2 separate regions of the Homo sapiens genome follow, and region 2 is linked to region 1. Evidence: read pairs that join two places in POLR2A ChIA-PET (ENCODE). Cell type or tissue: B cell. All regions are shown on one strand. Each heading gives the region's core, and the rest is flanking DNA. Links, peaks and the distances in the headings are about the cores only. Region 1 overlaps TULP2 (TUB like protein 2). Region 2 overlaps BAX (BCL2 associated X, apoptosis regulator).

The links. ChIA-PET counts read pairs that join two places held together with the same protein. Peaks named below come from ENCODE experiments on the same cell type or tissue, not always from the same donor. Only the 100,000 strongest peaks of a DNase experiment are listed, where the experiment ranks them.
Region 2: POLR2A ChIA-PET joins it to region 1 with 11 read pairs; 30 of 35 experiments call an interaction of 5 or more read pairs at or near these places.

What each region holds. Positions count from the first base shown.
Region 1 is chr19:48,881,461-48,896,855 of GRCh38, reverse strand. It overlaps TULP2 (TUB like protein 2), which reads left to right. Exons shown (of 13, transcript NM_003323.3): 4 at 300-426; 5 at 1,353-1,490; 6 at 1,694-1,858; 7 at 7,225-7,346; 8 at 8,595-8,906; 9 at 11,296-11,408; 10 at 12,810-12,924; 11 at 13,004-13,102; 12 at 14,653-14,824. Among named protein-coding and RNA genes, the nearest start is that of TULP2, 9.6 kb to the left of the region's middle. RefSeq lists a silencer at 599-738 and enhancers at 1,165-1,980, 8,404-9,298. In B cell, for the core only: no CTCF peak of the experiment used is centred there; DNase peaks (open chromatin) are centred at 435, 905 and 5,265; H3K4me3 peaks cover 431 bases; H3K27me3 peaks cover 1,907 bases.
Region 2 is chr19:48,954,962-48,964,318 of GRCh38, reverse strand. BAX (BCL2 associated X, apoptosis regulator) reads right to left here. Exons shown (of 6, transcript NM_138761.4): 1 at 9,357; 2 at 8,720-8,771; 3 at 8,486-8,632; 4 at 7,986-8,121; 5 at 3,405-3,509; 6 at 2,521-2,787. The coding sequence ends at 2,683. Among named protein-coding and RNA genes, the nearest start is that of BAX, 4.8 kb to the right of the region's middle. RefSeq lists enhancers at 320-429, 8,970-9,179, 8,629-9,196, 9,197-9,357, cis regulatory regions at 111-611, 1,551-2,071 and silencers at 1,951-2,120, 9,300-9,357. In B cell, for the core only: no CTCF peak of the experiment used is centred there; a DNase peak (open chromatin) is centred at 1,818; H3K4me3 peaks cover 1,279 bases; H3K27ac peaks cover 2,034 bases.

The DNA of each region.
Region 1 (15,395 bases), core at 370-8,369:
GGGTTCTAAAGAAGCAAACAAACCCTTGTGATGAATTTCTAAGGAACAAGGCTTCTAGAAGGCAGGACTCCTGGGTCCTGGGGGATGAGAGGACAGGGTGTCAGGACTCTTGGATCTGAGTCCAACGGTGGAATAAGGGAGGAGCTGCTGAAGAACTGAGGGCCTGGACGTGTGGGCCCCAGTGGAGGAAGGGGTTCACGAACTCTCGCGCCGATGCGAGCCCTTGCCCCAGGCCCCACCTCACTTCTGTCTTCCCATCTGGTTCCTGTCCCGGACACCCACCTCTCCCATCTCCCCAGCGGCGGCTGTTTGAAAAGAAGCAGCGACAGAAGCGCCAGGAGCTCCTCATGGTTCAGGCCAATCCTGACGCTTCCCCGTGGCTTTGGCGCTCTTGTCTGCGGGAGGAGCGCCTTTTAGGTGACAGAGGTGACCAAAGACCCCTGGGGGCGTTCGCCTGGAGGGGAGGGGCCTGTGGGAGTCTGTGGGCGGGGCCTAGTGGATGAAGGGGTGGAGCCTTAGGGTGGGGACTTGGCAGTGGATGGGGGCGGGCCTTGGCCCAGGAGAGCTTTAGAACAGGGCCTGTGGGCGCCCAGGGGAGAGGCTTGTGGGGGCCCCCCGCGGCAGGACCTGTGAGGGAGGGGTTCGGGGCAGGGCTACAGAGCGCAGGGGCGGGGCATGGTACAACTAGCAGGGGAAAGGGGCAAGAGAATGTGATGATTGGGCTTGGCAGAGCTCGGTGGTGGAGCCTGGGAAAGCCGGGACCCCCACCCCAAACCCGGGATTGCGGAGACGGGGTCTAGGGGTCCGGGGCGGGGCGCGGTCTCATTACGAGAGCCTGGCGCGAGATTCTTTACGTGCGGAGCCCGCAACAATCCAGCGGCAGGGCTGTGCTTGTTTGAGGCTTAGGATGCAGTTTGGGACCTGGGTCTCAAGGTTTGGGCGGTCCGCGAAACAGGGTGATTTTTTTTTCTTTTTTGAGACGGAGTTTAGCTCTTGTTGCCAAAGCTGGAGTACAATGGCAGGATATCGGCTCACCGCAACCTCCGTCTCCCGGGTTCAAGCGATTCTCCTGCCTCAGCCTCCCGAGTAGCTGTGATTACAGGCATGCGCCACCAAGCCCGGCTAATTTTGTGTTTTTAGTAGAGACGGTGTTTCTCCATGTTGGTCAGGCTGGTCTCGAACTCCCGACCTCAGGTGATCCGCCTGCCTCGGCCTCCCAAAGTGCTGGGATTACAGGCGTGAGCCACGGCGCCTGGCGGGGGTGATATTTGGGAGCCCAGTGACGGGGTGGATTTTGGTTGAGGACCGGAATTTGTAGATCGTTTTCATGGGCTCGCTGAACCTTCTCCCAGGCCTTGGGAACCCTTTCCTCCGGAAGAAAGTGTCAGAGGCACATCTGCCCTCTGGCATCCACAGTGCCCTGGGCACCGTGAGCTGTGGTGGAGACGGCAGGGGCGAGCGCGGCCTCCCGACACCGCGGACAGAAGCAGGTATTTGCGAGTCCACCGACCTCCTAGACCCCAGAACTCCGTCCCCACTAAAACCCAGGAGTCTGGTGCCTCAATCCATCTGTCCAAAATACTCAGGAGCTCAGGACCGCACCCACTCCTTCCTCACACCAAGGAGTTCAGGTCCTGAGCCGCCTCCTCCTGCAGCATCCAGAAATCCAACTCTCCCCTCCTTCCTTCCTCAGTGTTCAGGAATCTCGGTCTCCAGTCCCCTTTCTTATCCTGGCTCCCAGACAATTCCGATGCAGAATTGGAGGAAGTCTCCGTGGAGAATGGTTCCGTCTCTCCCCCACCTTTTAAACAGTCTCCGAGAATCCGACGCAAGGGTTGGCAAGCCCACCAACGACCTGGTAATTTAGGGGACATTGGGGTGAAACCTGGGATCTCCTGGTTCATGCAGCAAATCTTCCCCTTTCTTAGGCAGCAGCTTCACTGAAGTATAATTCACAAACCATACAAGTCACCCATTTAAAGTTCACAATTCCATGGTTTCCAGTACACGGTCGCCCCTCGGTATCTGCAGGTGATGTGTTCCAGGAACCCCACAGATACCAAGATCCGCAGACGCCAAAGTCCCTTATATAAAATGGTGTAAAATTTGCATATAAACTATGAACATCCCCCCATATACTGTAAGTCATCTCTAGATAACTTATAATACCTAATACAGTATAAATGCAATGTAAATATTTGTTGCTGTTGTTGTTGGGAGGGAGTCTCACTCTGTCGCCTAGGCTGGAGTGCAGTGGCGTGATCTTGGCTCACTGCAACCTCCGCCTCCTAGGTTCAAGCTATTCTCCTGCCTCAGCCTCCCAAGTAGCTGGGACTACAGGTGCGCATCACCACGCCCAGCTAATTTTTGTATTTTTAGTAAAGATGGGGTTTCACCATGCTGGCCGGACTGGTCTTAAACTCCTGACCTCATGATCCACCCACCTCAGCCTCCCAAAGTGCTGGGATTACAGGCATAAACCATCATGCCTGGCCCGTAAATAGCTGTTATATGTTATTTAAAAAAATTTTTAAAAATAAAGTGCCTGTAATTCCAGCACTTTGGGAGGCTGAGGCTGGTTGGTCACTTCAGTCCAGGAATTTGAGACGAGCCTGGCCAACGTGACGAAACCATGTCTCTACTAAAAATACAAAAATTAGCCAGGCAAGGGGGTGCAGGCTTGTAATCCCAGATACTCCGGAGGCCAAGGCAAGAGAGTCACTTGAACCCAGGAGGCCGAGGTTGCAGTGAGCCGAGATCATGCCACTGTACTCCAGCCTGGGTGACAGAGCAATACTCTGTCTCAAAGAAAAAAAAAATTGGTTCTGTTATTTATTGTCATCTTGTTGTTTTTCAATTTCTTTCCTGAATATTTTGGGTCAGCAGTGGGGATGTGGAGCCTGTAGGATACGAGAAGCTAACTATATTTATATAATTCTGCAACCGTCACCACAATCAATTTTAGAACATTTGTATCACCCCAGATAGAGATCCTGCATCATGGCTGGGCGCGGTGGCTCACGCCTGTAATCCCAGCACTTTGGGAGGCAAAGGTGGGTGGATCACCTGAGGTCAGGAGTTCAAGACCAGTCTGGCCAACATGGTGAAACCCAGTCTCTACTAAAAATACAAAAATTAGCTGGGCGTGGTGGCATGCACCTGTAATCCTAGCTGCTGGGGAGGCTGAGGTGGAAGAATTGCTTGAACCCAGGAGACAGAGGTTGCAGTAAACTGAGATCAGGCTACTGCATTCCAGCCAGGGTGAAAGAGCGAGACTTTGTCTCAAGGAAAAAAAAAAGAAAGAAAGAAATAGTGCATCAATTAGCAGTCACCCCTTTTCCATTTACCCCAGCCCTTGGCAACCACCAACCTCCACTGTCTTCTTAGATTTGGCTATTCTGTACATTTCACACAAATGGAATCGTATACATATGTGGTCTTTTGTATGTGGCTTCTTTCTTCAATTCCTTTTTTTTTTTTTTTCTTGAGGCAGAGTCTTGCTCTGTCTCCCAGGCTGGAATGCAATGGCGCGATCTCAGCTCACTGCAACCTCTGCCTTCTGGGTTCAAGCGATTCTCCTGCCTCAGCCTCCCGAGTAGCTGGGGTTACAGGCGCGTGCCACCATGCTCGGCTAATTTTTTGTGTTTTTTAGTAGAGACAGGGTTTCACCATGTTGGCACAGCTGGTCTCAAACTCCTGAACTTGTGATCTGCCTGCCTCGGCCTCCCAAAGTGCTGGGATTACAGGCGTGAGCTAATGCACCTGGCCTCTTTTGCTTTGAGATGGTGTGTCACTATGTTGCCTAGGCTGGTCTTGAACTCCTGGGCTCAAGTGATCCTCTCACCTTGGCTTCCCAAAGTGCTGGGATTACGGGTGTGAGCCACCGTGTGTCTTCATTCACCTCATTCACCTAATGATTTTTTTTTTTTTTGAGACGGAGTCTCACTCTGTCACCTAGGCTGTGTGGGGAAAAGAAAGAGAGATCAGATCGTTACTTTGTCTATGTAGAAAAAGGAAGACATAAGAAACTCCATTTTGATCTGTACTAAGAAAAACTGTTCTGCTGGCTGGGCGCGGTGGCTCACGCCTGTAATCCCAGCACTTTGGGAGGCCGAGGCGGGCGGATCACGAGGTCAGGAGATCGAGACCACAGTGAAACCCCACGTTTACTGAAAATACAAAAAATTAGCCGGTTGCGGTGGTGGGCGCCTGTAGTCCCAGCTATTCGGGAGGCTGAGGCAGTAAAACGGCGTGAACCCGGGAGGCAGAGCTTGCAGTGAGCTGAGATCGCGCCACTGCACTCCAGCCTGGGTGACAGAGCAAGACTCCGTCCCCCCCCCAAAAAAAAAAAGAAAAACTGTTCTGCTTTGAGATGCTGTTAATCTGCAACTCTTGTCCCAACCCTGTGCTCACAGAAACATGTGTTATATTGACTCAAGTTTTAAGGGATTTAGGGCTGGGCAGGATGTGCTTTGGTAAAAATGGTTTTGCAGGCAGTATGCTTTGTGAAAGTCATTGCCATTCTCCATTCTCTATTAACCAGAAACATAACACACTGTGGAAGGCTGCAGGGACCCCTGCCCAAGGAAGCCTGGGCATTGTCCAGGATTTCCCCGACTGAGACAGCCTGAGATATGGCCTCGTGGGAAGGGAAAGACCTGACGGTCCCCCAGCCCGACACCCGTAAAGGGTCTGTGCTGAGGAGGATTAGTGAGAGAGAAAGGCCTCCATGCGGTTAAGATAAGAAGGAGGCATCTGTCTCCTGCACGTCTCTGGAAATGGAATGACTCAGTGTAAAACCGACCATACATTCTATTCTGAGATAGGAGAAAACCACCTTATGGCTGGAGGCGAGACATCATGGCGGCAATACTGCTCTTTACTGCACTGGGATGTTTATGTAAAGTTAAACATAAATCCAGCCTATGTGCACATCCAGGCACAGCACCTTTCCTTAAACTTATTTATGACACAGAGTCTTTTGTTCACATGTTTTCCTGCTGACCCTCTCCCCACCATCACCCTATAGTCACACCAAATTCCCCTCACCAAGATAGTAAAGATAGTGATCAATAAATACTGAGGGAACTCAGAGATCAGCGCTGGTGCGGGTCCTCACTTGCGGAGCACTGGTCCCCTGGGCCCACTTTTCTTCCTCTATACTTTGTCTCTGTGTCTTCTTTCTTCTCTCAGCCGCTCGTCTCCACCTTGCGAGAAATACCCACGGGTGTGGAGGGGCAGGCCCCCTTCAGGCTGGAGCGCAGTGGCACGATCTCGGCTCACTGCAACCTCTGCCTGGCTGGGTTTAAGCGATTCTCCTGCCTCAGCCTCCTGAGTAGCTGGAACTGCAGGTGCACGCTGCCACGCCCTGCTAATTTTTGTATTTTTAGTAGAGACCGGTTTCACTATGTTGGCCAGGCTGATTTTGAACTACTGACCTCGTGATCCGCCCACCTCCGCCTCCCAAAGTGCTGGGATTACAGGCATGAGCCACCGCCCCTGGCCCACCTAACAAATTTTTTTTTTTTTTTTGAGACGGAGTCTCGCCCTGTTGCCCAGGCTGGAGTGCAGTGGCACAATCTCGGCTCACTGCAAGCTCCGCCTCCCGGGTTCACACCATTCTCCTGCCTCAGCCTCCCAAGTAGCTGGGACTACAGGCGCCGGCCACCACACCCGGCTAATTTTTTTTTTTTTTTTGTATTTTTAGTAGAGACGGGGTTTCACCATGTTTGCCAGGATGGTCTCGATCTCCTGACCTCGTGATCCGCCCGCCTCGGCCTCCCAAAGTGCTGGGATTACAGGCGTGAGCCACCGTGCCCGGCCATAAAATTTTAAGGTTCATCCGTGTGGTAGTATTATCAGTACTTCATTCCTTTTTATTCCCTTATAATATTCCATTGTGGTGACGTTTCCTTTTATTTTCATGAGATGGCCAATGATTTCAATGACAGAATTATTATCACCCCAAACTCCATCCCCCCATCTTCAGTCTCTGTGATGCTTTGTCTGAGATAAGGAAAAGGAAAGACCCTAACCCCTCCCTGTCCTTAGATCCAGGGTAATCAGAAACTCTGGCCCTTGTAGACTTCCGTGCACCTGGAGGAGGAGGAGGTTGTTGCAAGTGAGGGCGCTGAGTCATGAGTAGGGACTGAGAACCCAGGAGTTCTGGCCATCTCTGGCTAGCACTGATGATGGTGTCCCACACTCCTGGGATCCAGCTGTCCTGAGCTTAGTCCAGGCTTCTTTCATCCTTTAGGTGAAGGGGTGGGTTGCCCCTCCACACCTGTGGGTTCGTTAGGTGGAACGAGAGACTTGGAAAAGAAAAAGACACAGAGACAAAGTATAGAGAAAGAAATAAGGGGACCCAGGGAACCAGCGTTCAGCATATGGAGGATCCCGCCAGCCTCTGAGTTCCCTTAGTATTTATTGATCATTTGTGGGTGTTTCTCCGAGAGGGGGATGTGTCAGGGTCACAAGACAATAGTGGGGAGAGGGTCAGCAGACAAACACGTGAACAAAGGTCTTTGCATCATAGACAAGGTAAAGAATCAAGTGCTGTGCTTTTAGATATGCATACACATAAACATCTCAATGCTTTACAAAGCAGTATTGCTGCCCGCATGTCCCACCTCCAGCCCGAAGGCGGTTTTTCCCTATCTCAGTAGATGGAACGTACAATCGGGTTTTATACCGAGACATTCCATTGCCCAGGGACGGGCAGGAGACAGATGCCTTCCTCTTGTCTCAACTGCAAGAGGCATGCCTTCCTCTTATACTAATCCTCCTCAGCACAGACCCTTTACGGGTGTCGGGCTGGGGGACGGTCAGGTCTTTCCCTTCCCACGAGGCCATATTTCAGACTATCACATGGGGAGAAATCTTGGACAATACCTGGCTTTCCTAGGCAGAGGTCCCTGCGCCCTTCCGCGGTGTTTGTGTCCCTGGGTACTTGAGATTAGGGAGTGGTGATGACTCTTTAGGAGCATGCTGCCTTCAAGCATCTGTTTAACAAAGCACATCTTGCACCGCCCTTAATCCATTTAACCCTGAGTGGACACAGCACATGTTTCAGAGAGCACGGGGTTGGGGGTAAGGTTATAGATTAACAGCATCCCAAGGCAGAAGAATTTGTCTTAGTACAGAACAAAATGGAGTCTCCTATGTCTACTTCTTTCTACACAGACACAGTAACAATCTGATCTCTCTTGCTTTTCCCCACATTAGGGACCCGTGCAGAGGGTGAGAGTGACTCCCAGGATATGGGAGATGCACACAAGTCACCCAATATGGGACCAAACCCTGGAATGGATGGTGACTGTGTATATGAAAACTTGGCCTTCCAAAAGGTAGGAAAATGCACAATCACTCAGGATATTGGAAGAAGAGGGCTAGCCTCGGACCTCTGGTGAGGGTGGGGCTAAAATTCTGCCACCCAATCAGAAGCTCTTTTTCCTGGTGGTGATTAAGCTGGCAGAGACTTGTGTGTGTGCGTGCGTGCGTGCGTGCGTGCATGTGTGTGTGTGTACCATTCATCAAATCAGAGGATTTGACTTGACATGGACATGGCCATTAAAATACAGCTTATGGTATGGTGGCTCACGCCTGTAATCCCAGCACTTTGGGAGGCTGAGGTGGGCAGATCACTTGAGGTCAGGAGTTCGTGACCAGCCTGGCCAACGTGGTGAAACCCTGTCTCTAGTAAAATACAAAAATTAGCCAGGTGTGGTGGCGCACGCCAGTAATCCCAACTACTCAGGAGGCTGAGGCAGGAGAATCACTTGAACCTGGGAGGCGGAGGTTGCAGTGAGCTGAGATTGCACTCCAGCCCGGGAGACAGAGTGAGACTGTCCAAAAAAAAAAAAAAATAGGTGCAGCCATGGAAAGACAGCGAGCTTCAGAAAGGGCAGAACACTGATCGAAAAGGGCCAGTTGCAGGCCAGGAACGGTGACTCACGCCTGTAATCCCAGCACTTTGGAAGGCCGAGGCAGGCAGATCACCTGAGGTCAGGAGTTCCAGACCAGCTTGGCCAACTTGGTGAAGCCCCGTCTCTACTAAAAATACAAAAATTAGCTGGGCGTGGTGGCGAAAGCCTGTAATCCTAGCTACTTGGGAGGCTGAGGCAGGAGAATTGCTTGAACCTGGGAGGCAGAGGTTGCAGTGAACCGAGATCGAGTCACTGCACTCCAGCCTGGGCGACAGAGCGAAACTCTGTCTTAAAAAATAAAAGAAAAGGGCCAACTGGCACTCACTTTGGTGTTGGTGAAAGTGCAGTAGATGGTTTCTCTTGAGGGTAGATCTGGGCTGTATTATGTTATCTAGATCAAACTAACAGCCATTTTAACGGAATGGGCCTTGCTTTCAGAAAGGAATTTTCCAATCAGCAGGTGGAATGCGTGTGGCTGCAGAGGAAAGCGAATAGACTGGCCAGTCAACAGAGGAGGGCGTGACTGGGTGGACTGAATGAGATTTTTGACCAATAAGCAGAAAATGTGGATGGGCAAGGGCGGGACCCTAGGGCTGGGATGGTCAATCAGTAGTAAGCAAGGCTGGGCCGGTGGTTGTCCCTCGACTTTAAATTTGGTGCCTGGGCTAGGAAGAAGACTTGGAAAAGAAGAGAGAGGCCTCTGAGTCTACAGGGACGAACTCCTCAGCAGCACACAACGAAGAGTTGTCCAAGGCCCTGAAAGGCGAGGGTGGCACGGACAGCGACCATATGAGGCACGAAGCCTCCTTGGCAATCCGCTCCCCCTGCCCTGGGCTGGAGGAGGACATGGAAGCCTACGTGCTGCGGCCAGCGCTCCCGGGCACCATGATGCAGTGCTACCTCACCCGTGACAAGCACGGCGTGGACAAGGGCTTGTTCCCCCTCTACTACCTCTACCTGGAGACCTCTGACAGCCTGCAGGTGCAGTAAGCCAGCCCAACAGCTTTGGGAGTAAGCCCCCACCTCCCAGGCAAAATCCCACTCCTTTCTGAGCTAGGTCAAGACCAGCCTGGGGCTGGGCACAGTGGCTCACGCCTATAATCCCAGCACTTTGGGAGGCTGAAGCGGGTGGATCACCTGAGGTCCGGAGTTCAAGACCAGCCTGACCAATATGGTGAAACCCCGTCTCCACTAAAAATACAAAAATTAGCCGGGAGTGGTGGCAGGCGCCTGTAGTCCCAGCTACTCAGGAGGCTGAGACAGGAGAATCGCTTGAACCTGGGAAGCGGAGGTTGCAGTGAGCCGAGATTGCATCACTGCACTCCAGCCTAGGCGACAGAGGAAGACTCCATCTCAAAAAACAAAAAACCAACCAACAAACACAAAAAAGACCAGCCTGAACAACATGGCAAAACCCCGTCTTTACAAAAAATACAAAATTGGTTGGGCATGGTGGTATGTGCCTGTAGTCCAAGCTACTCGGGAGGCTGAGGTGAGAGGATTGCTTGAGCCTGGGAGTTCAAGGCTGCAGTGAGATGTGATCACGCTACTGCACTCCAGCCTGGGCGACAGAGTTAGACTCTGCATAAAAAAAAAAAAAAAAAAAAAAAAAAAAAAAAGGGCTGGGCGCGGTGGCTCACACTTGTAATCCTAGCACTTTGGGAGGCCGAGGCGTGCAGATCACAAGGTCAGGAGTTCGAGACCAGCCTGGCCAACAAGGCGAAACATCGTCTCTACTAAAAAATACAAAAGTTAGCCAGGCGTGGTTGTGGGCGCCTGTAATCCCAGCTACTCAGGAGGCTGAGGCAGGAGAATGCTTGAAACTCGAAGGCGGAGGTTGCAATGAGCTGAGATCTCACACCACTGCACTCCAGCCTGGGTGAAAGAGCGAAACTCCATCTCAAAAAAAAAAAAAAAAGGCCGGGCACGGTGGTTCACGCTTGTAATCTCAGCATTTTGGAGGCCAAGGCAGGTGGATCATTTGAGCTGACAAGTTCCAGATCAGCTTGGGCAGCAAGGTGGAACCCTGTCTCTACAAAAAAAAAAAAAAAATTAGCCAGGCCTGGTGGTGCCCACCTGTAGTCCCAGCTACTTGGGAGGCTGAGGCTGAGGGAAAATGGCTTGAGTCCAGGAGGTGGAGATCTTGTGTCAAAAAAAAAAAAATAGTCTGGACCCTCCCTCACTGAGCCTTTCTTGCTATAAGCTATCAGGCCTCACTCAATCCTGAGATAAATCCTGCCCCCAGCAACCAGGTCCCTCCCCTGGTTTGTCTTTCCAGATCCAAGCCCCACTTCTCTCAATCTAGTCTTTCTGGCCTTTACCCTGCAAGTATGGTCTCCTCTCCTCGGGGTATCCTCTCTCCCCCTAGAAAGAGGTTTTTTGCCCTACTCAGAGCCAACCAAACCCATTTTTCTTGGTGAAACGCCTACCAAAGTCCTGCTGCAATATTGCAAGTGAGGGTGCTCCCCATTCTCCAAAGCCAGACCCTTCCTGGGCTAAGCTTCAACTCTGGACCCATAGGCAGAAGGAATGAGGAGGAGATATTAAGATAGGAAGCTTCCATTCAGGACCCAGCTGATGGCTTCCCTCAGTGAGAACCACATTTCCCAGTAAGTCTTTTTTTTTTTTTTTTGAGACGTAGTCTTGCTCTGTCGCCCAGTGCAGTGGCGCGATCTCGGCTCACTGCAAGCTCCGCCTCCCAGGTTCACGCTATTCTCCTGTCTCAGCCTTCTGAGTAGCTGGGACTACAGGCGCCCGCCACCACGCCTGGCTAATTTTTTGTATTTTTAGTAGAGACGGGGTTTCACCGTGTTAGCCAGGATGGTCTCAATCTCCTTACCTCGTGATCTGCCCGCCTGGGCCTCCCAAAGTGCTGGGATTACAGGCATGAGCCACTGTGCCCGGCCTCCCAGTAAGTCTTGAGAAGCTTGTTGTGCCATCACTGGCTCCTCTATCATGGGACATGACGTTTCCTTGTCTTTGGACCCCTGGCTCTAACCAGCTTCCAGAAGTCCATTTTTCTTTCATTATTTTTTATTTTTGTTTTGAGATGGAGTCTCAGTCTATTGCCCAGGCTGGAGTGCAGTGGTGCGATCTCAGCTCACTGCAACCTCTGCCCCCTGGGTTCAAGCAATTCTCCTGCCTTAGCCTCCCTACTAGCTGGGACTATAGGCACGCACTACCACGCCTGGCTAATTTTTTTTATTTTTAGTAGAGACGGGGTTTCACCATGTTGGCCAGGCTGGTCTCGAACTCCTGTCCTCAAGTGATCTGCCCGCCGCAGCCTCCCAAAGTGCAGGGATTACAGGCATGAGCCACCACACCCAGCATCCAGAAGTCCATTCTAATGGACTGTTCCTCTCATCCATAGCGCTTCCTCCTGGCTGGGCGAAAGAGAAGAAGGAGCAAAACTTCTAATTACCTCATCTCCCTGGATCCTACACACCTATCTCGGGACGGGGACAATTTCGTGGGCAAAGTCAGGTGGGTAGAGCTCTGACATGTGGTGAGGAGCAGGTAGCAGGGAGCTTAGGGACAGGGGGACTCCATTTCCCAGCAGGCCACAGAGCATACCTTCCACCTGCTCAGGGACCAGAAGAACTGAAGGGTTTGGAACGTAGGCTGGCATTTAAGGCATTTGACTCCTTGACAGGCAAGGGACTGGGATTCCTAACTTTCTGTGGGAAAAGAGGCCTGGAATGTGTGAATTATTGCATCCAAAAAGGTAGAGGGAGTGGCGAGGTGGCTCACGCCTATAATCTCAGCACTTTGGGAGGCAGAGGCGGGAGGATCACTTGAGGTCAGGAGCTTGAGACCAGCCTGGCCAACATGGTGAAACCCCGTCTCTACCAAAAATACAAAAATTAGCCAGGCATAGTGGCGTGAACCTGTAATCCCAGCTACTTGGGAGGCTGATGCAGGAGAATCACTTGATCCCAGGAGGCAGAGGTCTTGGTAAGCTAAGATTGAGCCACTGCACTCCAGCTTGGGCAACAGAAAAAAAAAAAAAAAAAAAAAAAAAAGAGGGTTCCTAAAGGGCCCTTTAAATAAAATAGGGAGGCTACATAAAGTACATGGCTCACCCAAGAAATGAGGGGGCCTGGGACCATGGATGCTGGAAACATGGTTGTTTCATTTATTTAATTATTATTATTATTATTGAGACAGAGTTTCACTTTTGTTGCCCAGGCTGGAGTGCGATGGCGTAATCTCGGCTCACTACAACCTCCGCCTCCCAGGTTCAAGCAATTCTCCTGCCTCAGCCTCCTGAGTAGCTGGGATTACAGGCATGCACCACCACGCCTGGCTAATTTTGTATTTTTAGTAGAGACGGGGTTTCTCCATGTCTGTCAGGCTGGTCTTGAACTCCCAACCACAGATGATCCACCCGCCTTGGCCTCCCAAAGTGCTGGGATTACAGGTGTGAGCCACCGTACCCGGCCTCATTTATTTAATTATTTATTTTTATTTATTTATATATTTATTTAGAGACAGGGTTTCATTCTGTCACCCAGGCTGGAGTGCAGTGGCAAGATCACGGCTCATTGGAGGCTTGACCTCTGGGGCTCAGGTGATCCTCCCACCTCAGCCTCTTGAGAGCTGGGACCATAGACACAAACTGCCACGCCCAACTAATTTTTCTATTTTTTGTAGAGAAGGAGTTTTGCCATTTTGCCCAGGCTCAAGCTATCCTCCTGCCTCTGCCTCCTGAAGTGCTGGGATTACAGGTGTGAGCCCCTGTGCCCAGCCAGGAACATGATTCTTAGACATTCGGACATAGTCTTAGACATAGGGGATTGATGGGAAGAGTCGATGCGATGAGTGACACTTACTCAAAGAGTAACACTTAGTATTTTTATTCTATCCATTCCCTTCCTGGAGCAGATCCAATGTCTTCAGCACCAAGTTCACCATCTTTGACAATGGGGTGAATCCTGACCGGGAGCATTTAACCAGGAATACTGCCCGGATCAGACAGGAGCTGGGGGCTGTGTGTTATGTGAGTGTCCTGGGGATGAGAGAATGGGGTAGGATAGTCAGAAGAAGGAACCAGGCCAACTGGAATGTAATACCCCCAGGAGCCCAACGTCTTAGGATACCTGGGGCCTCGGAAAATGACTGTGATTCTCCCAGGAACCAACAGCCAGAACCAGCGAATCAATGTCCAGCCACTAAATGTGAGTCCCTGACATCAGGAATCTCTGGGTCAATGGAGAAGGGGCTGGGGCCGGTCCTCCTAGATCCCAGAGGAGGAAGAAGAAGAGGAGGAAGAGGAGGCCAGTGGGTTGCAGGTGTCACATGAAGCCTGAAGGACTTTGTTAGCCTTCCATGTCTCAGGGAGTAAAAGACTAGAGACTCAAAACATTTGCATCTGGAGAAAAAAGGTTTGATGGTAGGTTAACAAACTTACCAAAAAGGGGTCTGATCCAGACTCCAAGAGAGGGTTCTTGGATCTCAGGCAAGAAAGAATTTGGGGCCAGTCCGTAGAGTCAAGTGAAAGCAAGTTTATTAGAGAAGAAATAAAAGAATGGCTACTCCATAGGCAAAGCAGCCTTGAGGCCAGCTGGTTGGCTATTTTTATGGTTATTTCTTGATTATATGCTAAACGAGGTGGATTATTCATTAATTTTCTGGGAAAGGGGTGGGCAATTCCCAGAACTGAGGGTTCCTGCTTCTTTTAGACTCTCTCTTTCTTTCTTTTTTTTTTTTTTTGAGACAGAGTCTTGCTCTGTCGCCCAGGCTGGAGTGCAGTGGCGCGATCTCGGCTCACTGCAAGCTCGACCTCCCCGGCTCACGCCATTCTCCTGCCTCAGCCTCCTGAGTAGCTGGGACTACAGGCGCCCGCTACCATGCCCGTCTAATTTTTTATATTTTTAGTAGAGCCGGGGTTTCACTGTGTTAGTCAGGATGGTCTCGATCTCCTGACCTCGTGATTCACCCGCCTCGGCCTCCCAAAGTGCTGGGATTACAGGCGTGAGCCACCGTGCCCGGCAGTAACCTCTCTTACAAGCAAAATTTATTCAAAGACCTGTGCTAACATTCTTAAATATCTGTTAGCCATAATAAAGAAATCAGTGTACTTTACGTTTTTAGCTCCCACAATTTACCCTAAATATTTGCCCTGGCATGCTTGTACCGGTCCAAGCAAGCATTAGGTCATAGCCTGTTCCTCTTCCTTATTTGAAGGTGTTTTTACCTTTCTCAACATTCCACAAGTTACTTCCTCCTTACTTTGTATTCTTCTGCTTTTCCCTCTTTTAAAAAGTTCTAAGTTGCTAGCCAATTGGGACAAATACAGAACGTGAGGTCCCGTTCCAGCCAATGGAAACCCTACACGGCAGTAGGGTGGATGCGCCAGGTTATAAATGACCCTGTCTCCTTTGTTCAGTGTACTCTCATGGCAAAACTCCTGGTGAGTGTACCCTTTCTGCAGAAAGTTAAAAAATGGCCTTGCTGAGGAAATTAAATTTATGCTCAAGTGCTATTTCTTTACTGCACCGGGGAACAAGCATTTCTAACATTGTGATACCAGTCCTGTCAAACTCCTGTCTCATCCTGTGACTAAGAATGCCTAACCTCCTGGGAACGCAGCCCAGCAGGTCTCATCCTCATTTTACCCAGCCCCTGTTCAAGATGGAGTCGCCCCTGTTCAAGATGGAGTCGCCCCTGTTCAAGATGGAGTTTCGAAAGCCTCTGAGAAAACCACAGCCCCTTCTTTACCTTCTAGGAACAGGAGTCGCTACTGAGTCGTTACCAACGTGGGGACAAACAAGGGTTGCTTTTGTTGCACAACAAAACCCCGTCGTGGGACAAGGAGAACGGTGTCTACACGCTCAATTTCCATGGTCGAGTCACTCGGGCTTCGGTGAAGAACTTCCAAATCGTGGATCCCAAACACCGTGAGCTCCTGGAAACCAGTTTAGCCGGGCCAGGTGGGGTGGGGGTTAGGGTGTGAACGGAAGGGAACTACATCTCCCATCATCACTTGAGCGTTTTTCTAGGCAGGGCAGATGCCACCCTATTGCAAAGCCTATTGGGAATTGTAGTTTACACACCCTCAGGGTTTCTGGCTTAGTAAGGGCACCGCTCAGCCTCTTAAAAGTCTCCATTCTCGGCCTGGCGCGGTAGCTCCCGCTTATAATCCTAGCACTTTGGGAGACCGAGGTGGGTGGATCATCTGAGGTCAGGAGTTCAAGAACAGCCTGGCCAACATGGTGAAACCCTGTCTCTACTAAAAATACAAAAATTAGGCCGGGCACTGTGGCTCACACCTGTAATCCCAGCACTTTGGGAGGCCGAGGCGGGCGGATACGAGGTCAGGAGATTGAGACCATCCTGACTAACACGGTGAAACCCCGTCTCTACTAAAAACACAGAAAAAATTAGCTGGGTGTAGTGGTGGTCACCTGTAGTCCCAGCTAATCAGGAGGCTGAGGCAGGAGAATGGTGTGAACCCGGGAGGCGGAGCTT
Region 2 (9,357 bases), core at 1,358-9,357, 66 kb before region 1:
CCCTCGTGTCTTGCCTGACGTGTGCTCCTTCAGGCCCACAAAGAGAAGCCCTGCGTTGTGGACAAACAGTCTGGGGACCTATGGACGAGACGTCTGTCTTCGACTAATGCATATTTTTTAAGTGGGCCTGGTCCACGTTGATTTCTGGGAGACGGAGTCGGCGCAAACCTTGACTCTACTTAAGTGCCCTGATGGAGGCAGCCCGTGCGCTGGGCAGGGAGCTGAAGCCACTGGGGTGTGGGGTGAGGTCAGGCCCTGCCCTACAGAGGAGCTGCTCCGAACAGCCCAGGCGGGGCAGCCCCTGACCGAGGGGATCTGCAGATGCCCCGCCAGGCCGGTATCTGGGGTCCTTGTTGCAGGCAGCGACTGCTGAGTCATGCTGAGCTCAGCGCGGGAAGGGGCCCCCGCGGGGACGGATGGGGGTGGGGCCACTCGCTGACCTCATCCCCTTGGCACTCCCCGACTTTTTTGGTGGGACCCTCAGAACTAGACCTGGCTCAGACCCAAATCGGGCCCCCTACCCCAAGGTCCCCCCTTGTTGGAAGCCGGCTGTGTGCTTTGTCTCCGTGTCTTTTTGGTTCCCATAATTTTTTTTTTTCTGGGATCCTGCCTGTGGCCATATTGTCCCCTCACTCTGGGTGGTGGCTCAGTGTACACTCATTGATCCTCTGCCCCTCTCTCTCCCCTGACTTGGGGTCTCTGGGAAGAGTCCATGGAGGAGGGGCAGCCGTCCAAAGCACCCCGTTGACTGTGGGGCCCGAGTTACTCATTTACCAAATGTCATACCTCAGCCCAGAGACCTTTAGTCGGCCGAGAGGGGCCTTGGGGCCCATAGGTGGAGGGAGAGGAGGGGCTGAGAGAGACAGGATCTGAAGACCATAGAGAACGTGGGGTGGGGAGACAGAGGCCCAGAGAAAAAGAGACTCAGACAGAGACCCTGAGAGAGAGGGGGACAGAGACCCAGAGAGAGGGGAAAACAGACCCGGAGACAGAGGGGTACAGAGACCCTGAGAGAGAGGGGAGGGGGACAGACCTAGAGAGAGGAGGGCAGAGACCCAGAGGGAGGGGAAAAGAGACCCAGAGAGAGGGGGGGACAGAGGTGGGGGGGGACAGAGGCAGGGAGGTACAGAGACCCAGGGGTGGGGGGGATAGAGACCCAGAGGGACCCGGCGGGAGGGGACAGAAATCCAGAGTGGGGGACAGAGATCCAGAGAGAGGTGGGGACAGAGATCCAGAGAAGGGGGTACAGAGACCCAGAGAGAGGGGGGACAGGGACTCAGAGAGAAGGGGACAGAGACTAGGGAGGACTGAGACCTGGGGGGGCGGGGACAGGGACCCGGGGGCGGGGGACAGAGACCGGGGAGAGGGAAAGAGACCCAGAGAGAGGGGAGGTACAGAGACCCAAGAGAGAGTGACAGCCAGAGAGAGGACAGAGACCCAGAGAGAGGGAGACAGAAACTCAGGGTCGGGGGACAGACCCAGAGAGAGATGGGGGGCCAGAGATCCAGAGGGGGGGACAGAGACCCAGAGAGAGGGGGCCAGAGGTCTGGGTGCCAGGGGTGGAAAGAGGCCCAGAGAAAGAGGGCCAAAGGTGGGGTGGGAACAGAGGCTCGGAAAGCAAAGACCCAGAGCATGGGGACAGAGACCCAGAGATGGGAGGGGGTAAAGACCCAGAGGGGGGTGCCAGAGACCCTGTGACTGAGAACCCACATCCTCTAGCCCCCTTGTCTTCGCTCCGCCTGTGTCTAAGGTCACTGGGCCTCTGAGCTCAGCACCTTCTTCCGGCAGTTCCTCTCCAGGGGGGCCCCACCCAGCTGTGGGGCCAGACCAGGTTCCTCCTCCTCTGCCCTGCCCTCCAGCCTCTCAGTCGCCAGCCAGGTCCCTTCCTCTCTGTCCTCAGCCCAGCTCAGGAGGCCTCTCCCGTGGGCCCTCGCCCTGGTGTCCTCAGCCTGCCACCCTCCAGCGACCTCACCACCAGGCTCCAGAGCCCTTCCTGCTCCTCTGGTCCTCCCATCCCTCCTCCCCCCACTCCCATTCTCCAGCTCGGTAAAGGTATGGCCTCCTGAGGTCCCACGTGTGACACGCCAGGCTGTGGTCCCCGGGCCGAGGAGGCTTGCTCTGCAGCCGGCCGTGCTGTTCTTCCCTTACCCACACGCCTGCTTGGGCCTCACAGGCCGCTGCCTCTGTCCCGCACAGATCATCCTGGGCTGCGACAGATGTACCACCTATCACCCTCGTTTCCCGTGAGCTCCCTTTTCCTTTCCCGTGAGCTCCCTTCTTTTCCTTTCCCGTGAGCTCCTGCAGGTCAGGCCCAGGACCAACTCATCCCTAACCCACAGACCCCACAGGGCACCCCAGAAAAAGATGTCAAGTGAGTGCAGAGAGCCCCACGTCCCTGAGTGGCCCAAGCAGGTATCTCTAGGCCAGCAGACGGCGGGCCCGGCGTGGGGCAGCGGACAGGGCCTGCTCTCCTGACGTGCCGGGGAGCGGGGCAGAGGCCCAGTGACTCAGATGCCGAAGTGTGTCCCGAAGGAGGTTTATTACCCCCTCAAGACCACTCTTCCCCACACCCCCCAATAATTACAAAAGTAAGAAAAATGCCCACGTCCCCCAATCCCCACCCCTCCCAGAAAAATGCCATAATTTATGGAGGAAAAACACAGTCCAAGGCAGCTGGGGGCCTCAGCCCATCTTCTTCCAGATGGTGAGTGAGGCGGTGAGCACTCCCGCCACAAAGATGGTCACGGTCTGCCACGTGGGCGTCCCAAAGTAGGAGAGGAGGCCGTCCTGGAGACAGGGACATCAGTCGCTTCAGTGACTCGGCCAGGGGCAGCCCCTGGGCAGGCAGAGGCGGGATCAGGGACGGAGGAGGCCAGAAGGCAGGATTGCGGGCAGGGGACTGAGATGAACGGGCATTAAAGAGCTGGACTCAGGCCAGGCATGGTGGCTCACACCTGTAATCCCAGCACTTTGAGAGGCTGAGGCGGGAGGATCGCTTGAGGCCAGGAGTTCGAGACCAACCTGGGCAACATAGCGAGACCCCTTCTCAGTGGGGAAAAAAAAAAAAAGGAAAGAGCTAGGGTCAGAGGGTCATCAATGAACTTGAGCAATTCCAGAGGCAGTGGAGGCTCCAGGGAGGGCAGAAGGCACTAATCAAGTCAAGGTCACAGTGAGGTCAGGGGTCACTGGGAGGTCAGCAGGGTAGATGAATCGGGGATTGATCAGACACGTAAGGAAAACGCATTATAGACCACATCTGATGATCTGAAGATGGGGAGAGGGCACCACTGTGACCTGCTCCAGAAGGCCCAGGGTCCCAGAGGAGTGGCGGGGGGCAGGGACGGTGGGGCAGGGGCGGTGGTGAGGGCGCGGTGGTGGGGGTGAGGAGGCTTGAGGAGTCTCACCCAACCACCCTGGTCTTGGATCCAGCCCAACAGCCGCTCCCGGAGGAAGTCCAATGTCCAGCCCATGATGGTTCTGATCAGTTCCGGCACCTTGGTGCACAGGGCCTGTGGGGAGTGGAGTGGGCGTTAGGGACTGAACCTTGTCCCCACTGCCTGGAGATAGTGGCCCCAAACCTCCTTTGTCAATTCTTTGCCTCCCCTCAAAGATTTCTGCCACCCACAATTGAAGTCGGCTTCAAAAATTGTAAACATGGCCAGGTGCGGCGGCTCATGCCTGTAATCCCAGCACTTTGGGAGGCCAAGGCAGGCGGATCACTTGAGGTCGGGAGTTCAAGACCAGCCTGACCAATACGGAGTAATGCCATCTCTACTAAAAATACAAAATTAGCCGGGCGTGGTGGCACATGCCTGTAATCCCAGCTACTTGGGAGTCTGAGGCAGGAGAATTGCTTGAACCCGGGAGGCGGAGGTTGCAGTGAGCCGAGGTTGCGCCATTGCACTCCAGCCTGGGCAACAAGAGCAAAACTCCATCTCAAAATAAATAAATACAAAAATTAGCTGGGTGTGGTGGCAGGCACCTGTAATCCCAGCTCCTTGGGATGCTGAGGCAGGTGAATCGCTTGAACCCAGGAGGCAGAGGTTGCAGTGAGCCCAGATCACGCCATTTCACGCCAGCCTGGACAATAGAGCAAGAATCCGTCTCAAAAAATAAATAAATAAAAAAAATAAAATTGTAAACAAGATAATGTTACTCTCAACTGCCCCACCCCTGAGCCTTCTGTGGCTCCCCAGTACCCTCAGGATGAAGACCCGAAGGCACAGTGCAGCCCACAAGCCCTGTGTGCAGGCTTTGGCCTGACCTCACTCCACCTTTCCACTTCCTGTTTTGTGCCTCGCTGAGCTGCTTCCATTTTTTTTTTTTAAGATGGAGTCTTGCTCTGACACCCAGGATGGAGTGCAGTGGCGCAATCTCGGCTCACTGAAAGCTTTGCCTTCTGGGTTCAAGCAATTCTCCTGCCCCAGCCTCCCAAAGGGTTGGGATTACAGGTGCCTGCCAACATGCCTGGCTAATTTTTTTTTTTTTTTTTGAGATAGAGTTTTGATCTTGTTGCCCAGGCTGGAGTACAATAGTGCAGTCTCGGCTCATTGCAACCTCCGCCTCCCAGATTTAAGTGATCCTCCTGCCTGAGCCTCCTAAGCAGCTGGTATTACAGGCATCCGCCACCACACCGGGCTATTTTTTTTTTTTTTTTTGAATTTTTAGTGCAGACAAGGTTTCACCATGTTGGTCAGGCTGGTCTCAAACTCCTGGCCTTAGGTGATCCGCATGCCTCAGCCTCCCAAAGTGCCGGGATTACAGGTGTGAGCCACCATGCCCAGCCCCATTTTTTTTTTTTTTTTTAATTTTTTAAATTCCCATCAAATTCTTCCTGCCTCGGGACTTCTTCATGTACTCCTGTTTCCGCCTAAACAGGCCTCGACGAAGCAAATTCTTACCCTTCAGCTCTCAGGGCAAATGTCACTTCCCCAGAGAGGACTTTTCTTTTTTTTTTTTTTTTTTTTTTGAGACGGAGTCTCACTCTGTCGCTCCAGGCTGGAGTGCAGTGGTGCAATCTCAGCTCACTGCAAACTCCGCCTCCCAGTTCACGCCATTCTTCTGCCTCAGCCTCCCGAGTAGCTGGGACTACAAGTGCCCACCACCATGCCCGGCTAATTTTTTGTATTTTTAGTAGAGACGGGGTTTCACCATGTTAGCCAGGATGGTCTCGATCTCCTGACCTCATGATCCCCCTGCCTCGGCCTCCCAAAGTGCTGGGATTACAGGCGTGAGCCACCACGCCCAGCCAGAGAGGACTTTTCTGGACCAGAGAAGATCAACCCCTGACCATGGACCCCGACCTGCTCTCCCAACTCCCAAGACTTCTCCTGCAGCCTTTATCTGGCCACTTCTATTCTATCATCCCCGCTCTGTAGGTGGTGCCACCATCACCTGCACTGCTATTCCCCTCATCTCGGACGTTCAGGCCCCATCAGCTCAATCTTGAAAACACATCAAGAAATATCCCTCTCAGCTGAGCACGGTGGCTCACGCCTGTAATCCCAGCACTTTGGGAGACCGAGGCAGGCGGATCACCTGAGGTAAGGAGTTCGAGACCAGCCTGGCCAACATGGTGAAACCCCATCTCTACTAAAAATGCAAAAATTAGCTGGGTGTGGTGGCGGACGCCTGTAATCCCAAGCTACTCGGGAGACTGAGGCAAGAGAATCGCTTAAACCCAGGAGGTGGAGGTTGCAGTGAGCTGAGATCGCGCCACTGCACTCCAGCCTGGGTGCAACCGAGAGAGACTCCGTCTCAGGAAAAAAAAAAAAGAAAGAAAGAAAGAAATATCCCTCCCATTTGCTGGTGTGGTGGGGAGAGCCTGTAATCCCAGCTTCTCAGGAGGCTGAGGTAGAATTGCTTGAACCCAGGAGGTGGAGACTGCAGTGAGCCAAGGTCATGCCACTGCATTCCAGCCTTGGTAACAGAGCGAGACCCTGTATCAAAAAAAAAAAAAAAAAAAAAAAAAAATCTTCCAAAAAGAAATATCCCTCCCTGTTGGAGACCAGCCTGGACAACATAGCGAGACCCCGTCTCTATAGAAAAAGACTAATGCAACAGTTAGTGGGGCGTGGTGGCATGCTCCTGTAGTCTCAGCTACTCTGGAGACTGAGGCGAGAGAACTGCTTGACCCCAGCGGTTTGAGGCTGCAGTGAGCTATGATCACTACTGCACTCCAGCCTGGCCAACAGAGCAAGACCCTACCTCTTAAAAAAAAAAATGCCCCCCCCGCACCTCTGCTGCTACCACCAGGGCTTGTCATCTTTCAGCAAGACTATGACAGGTGCCACCTCTCCAGGATCCTCGCTTCTGCCCTTGTGCCTCATGATCTCTTTTGGCCAACAACAGCCAGGAGCATTTCACCACCACCCCCACCACATTTTCTTATGAGAATCTTCATAATGAAAAGTTAAAAGAATTTCACAGTTAAAAGCCATATAGCCGCCACCTATAATTAGATTCTACAATTAACATTTTGCTATACAGACAGTCCCCAACTTATGACGGTTTGACTTACAATTTTGACCTTACTATGGGTTTATCGGGGCATTGAATGCATTTTCAACTTATGTTATTTTCAATTTATGATGGGATTACTAGGATGTAACACCATTGCAAGTCAAGGGGCATCTATACTTGCTAGAATAATCTCTTAAAGTTATAAATCAGGTCTTGTCGCTTCCGTATTTAAAACCAGCCAATCACTCCCATCACACTCAGAGTAAAGTTAAAGTCTTTCCAGGCTGGGTGCAGTGGTTCACGCCTGTAATCCCAGCACTTTGGGAGGCCAAGGTGGGCGGATCACTTGAGGCCAGGAGTTTGAGACCAGCCTGGCCAACATGGCGAAACTCCGTCTCTACTAAAAATACAAAAACTAGCCAGGCATGGTGGTGTGTGCCTGTAATTCTAGCTACTTGGGAGGCTAAAGCATGAGAGTCACTTGAACCCGGGAGGCAGAGGTTGCAGTGAGCCGAGATGGCGCCATTGCACTCCAGCCTGGGCAACAAAGTGAGACTCTGTCTCAAAAAAAAAAAAAAAAAAAAAAAAAAAGAAAAGAAAAAGTCTTTCCAGCAGCCCGAAAAACTCCACACAATCTGCCCCTGCCCAACTGTGCCTTCCTTTCCCACCCTCTCCCCAGTTCACTCTGTTCCAACAGCACTGGCCTCCTCCCTACTGTCAAAAGATGAGGCTTGGTCCTACCTCAGGGCCTTTGCACTTGCTGTTCCCTCTACCAGATGCCTCTTCCCCCCGATCACTATAGATCACTGCATGCTTCTTATCATTCTAGCTTTGGCTTTAATGTCACCTGCTCTTTGATGTCACCTGCCCTTAGAAGTCTTTCCTGGCTTGTTGCGGTGGCTCATGCCTGTAATCCCAGCACTTTGGGAGGCCAAGGCAGGTGGATCACTTGAGGTCAGGAGTTCAAGACCAGCCTGACCAACATGGTGAAACCCGTCTCTACTAAAAATACAAAAAAAAAAAAAAAAAAAAAAAAAGCCAGGGATAATGGTGCACACCCATAATCCCAGCTACTCAGGAAGCTGAGGCAGGAGAATCGCTTGAACCTGGGAGGCAGAGGTTGCAGTGAACCAAGATCATGCCATTGCACTCAAGCCTGGGCAACAAGAGCAAAACTCCATCTCAAAAAAAAAAAAAAAAAAAATAGAAATCTTTCCTGACCACTCTGCTAAATCACACTGCCCACTTTACTTCACCCCTGCACGTGAACTCCCTGAGAGCAGGGATGTAGCCTGCTTTGTACAGTGCTGTGTCCCAGGTGCCAGGTATAGGCCTGGCACATAGCAGGTCCAGTAAATGCTTGTTGAATGAATAAAAGAAGGAGCAGACACCCAGTGCACAGCCATCTCTCTCCATGCCCTCTGTGGTCACTGGGCCACTGCAGGGGGTTGATACCACGATCCCCAGGTCCTCACAGATCTGAGGGGGAGCATCCCTGGGCTCACTGCCCTGCAGCTGCCCACCTTGAGCACCAGTTTGCTGGCAAAGTAGAAAAGGGCGACAACCCGGCCCCAGTTGAAGTTGCCGTCAGAAAACATGTCAGCTGCCACTCGGAAAAAGACCTCTCGGGGGGAGTCTGTGTCCACGGCGGCAATCATCCTGCAGGAGAGAGGAGAACCAGTGCCGGGGAGCAGGCATCAGGCTGATGGTGGAAAATTCCCGCATCCACCGCACACTAAAGATAAGGAGACTGAGCCCCAAGCCAGGCTGAAATGAAAAGCAACAGGCCAACGGGGGACAAGGGAAGGGGACAAGACAGACATTTAGGAAGGTGGGAAAAATGACTCCCTGAAGGAGGGTTTTAAGATCCTGGCAGAGAGGAGGGCTGGGAGTCCGGAATGTTTGCGCTGAGTTGTGGGGCCCAGACTCCTAGTTCTTAGGGGAGGAGGAGAATGCGGGGCTGAGAGTCCTGTGTCCTGAAGGAGCCCAGTGGCTGGACTTCTGGGTCCTCAGGGGCCCACACCTCTGCAGCTCCATGTTACTGTCCAGTTCGTCCCCGATGCGCTTGAGACACTCGCTCAGCTTCTTGGTGGACGCATCCTGAGGCACCGGGTCCAGGGCCAGCTCGGGTGCCTCCCCCCCCATTCGCCCTGCTCGATCCTGGATGAAACTAGAGTGGGGATGGAGTGAGGGTGCAGAATCAGAACGGGGTGTCACTCCTCAAATCTGTGCCACAATAATCAGACCTCAAACTCACCCCTGAAGCAAAAGGGCCCCTGTCTTCATGATCTGCTCAGAGCTGGTGGGCCCTAGAGGAGAAAGGAAGGGAAGAGGTACCTGGACTCTTGGGTTCTAGGGGATCAGGAGACTGTGGAGACTCACGGCCCCTGAGGGAGGACAGAGCTGGGGACCCTGGACTTCTGGGACCCTAGCAGATAAAGTGACGGGGGGGCCCAGACAACTGAGTCCCTGATGGAGAAAGGCCAGGAGGCTGGGCCTGTATCCTACATTCTCCCCGGGGAAAGAGGCTAGGGGAACGCTATATGCATCCAGACCCCTGGCCTGAGGGGGCAGAGGCGAGACCCGCCCCTCCCACCAGTGCCAGAGGCAGGAAGTGGTGCGGGCGACAAGCCCGGGCCTGCCCGGGGGCTTGGCTTCCGAGATCCCCTGGTTCTCGAGGGTCCGAGAGCGCCAGAGAGGCAGGGATCGGGACACGGGGATCAGAGAGCCAGGAACCTCCGAGGACGGAGGGGACTGGAGGCTGGCAGCGCCCGATCCGGGAGTTTCTGCCCCTCAGTGCTTGGAGATCGCACAGCCCCAGGCCGGTAGGAAGGATCCCGGACGGGCCGGCGAGGGGGCTCGCCCTCCTCCCGCCCGTCTGCCTCCCGCCTCACC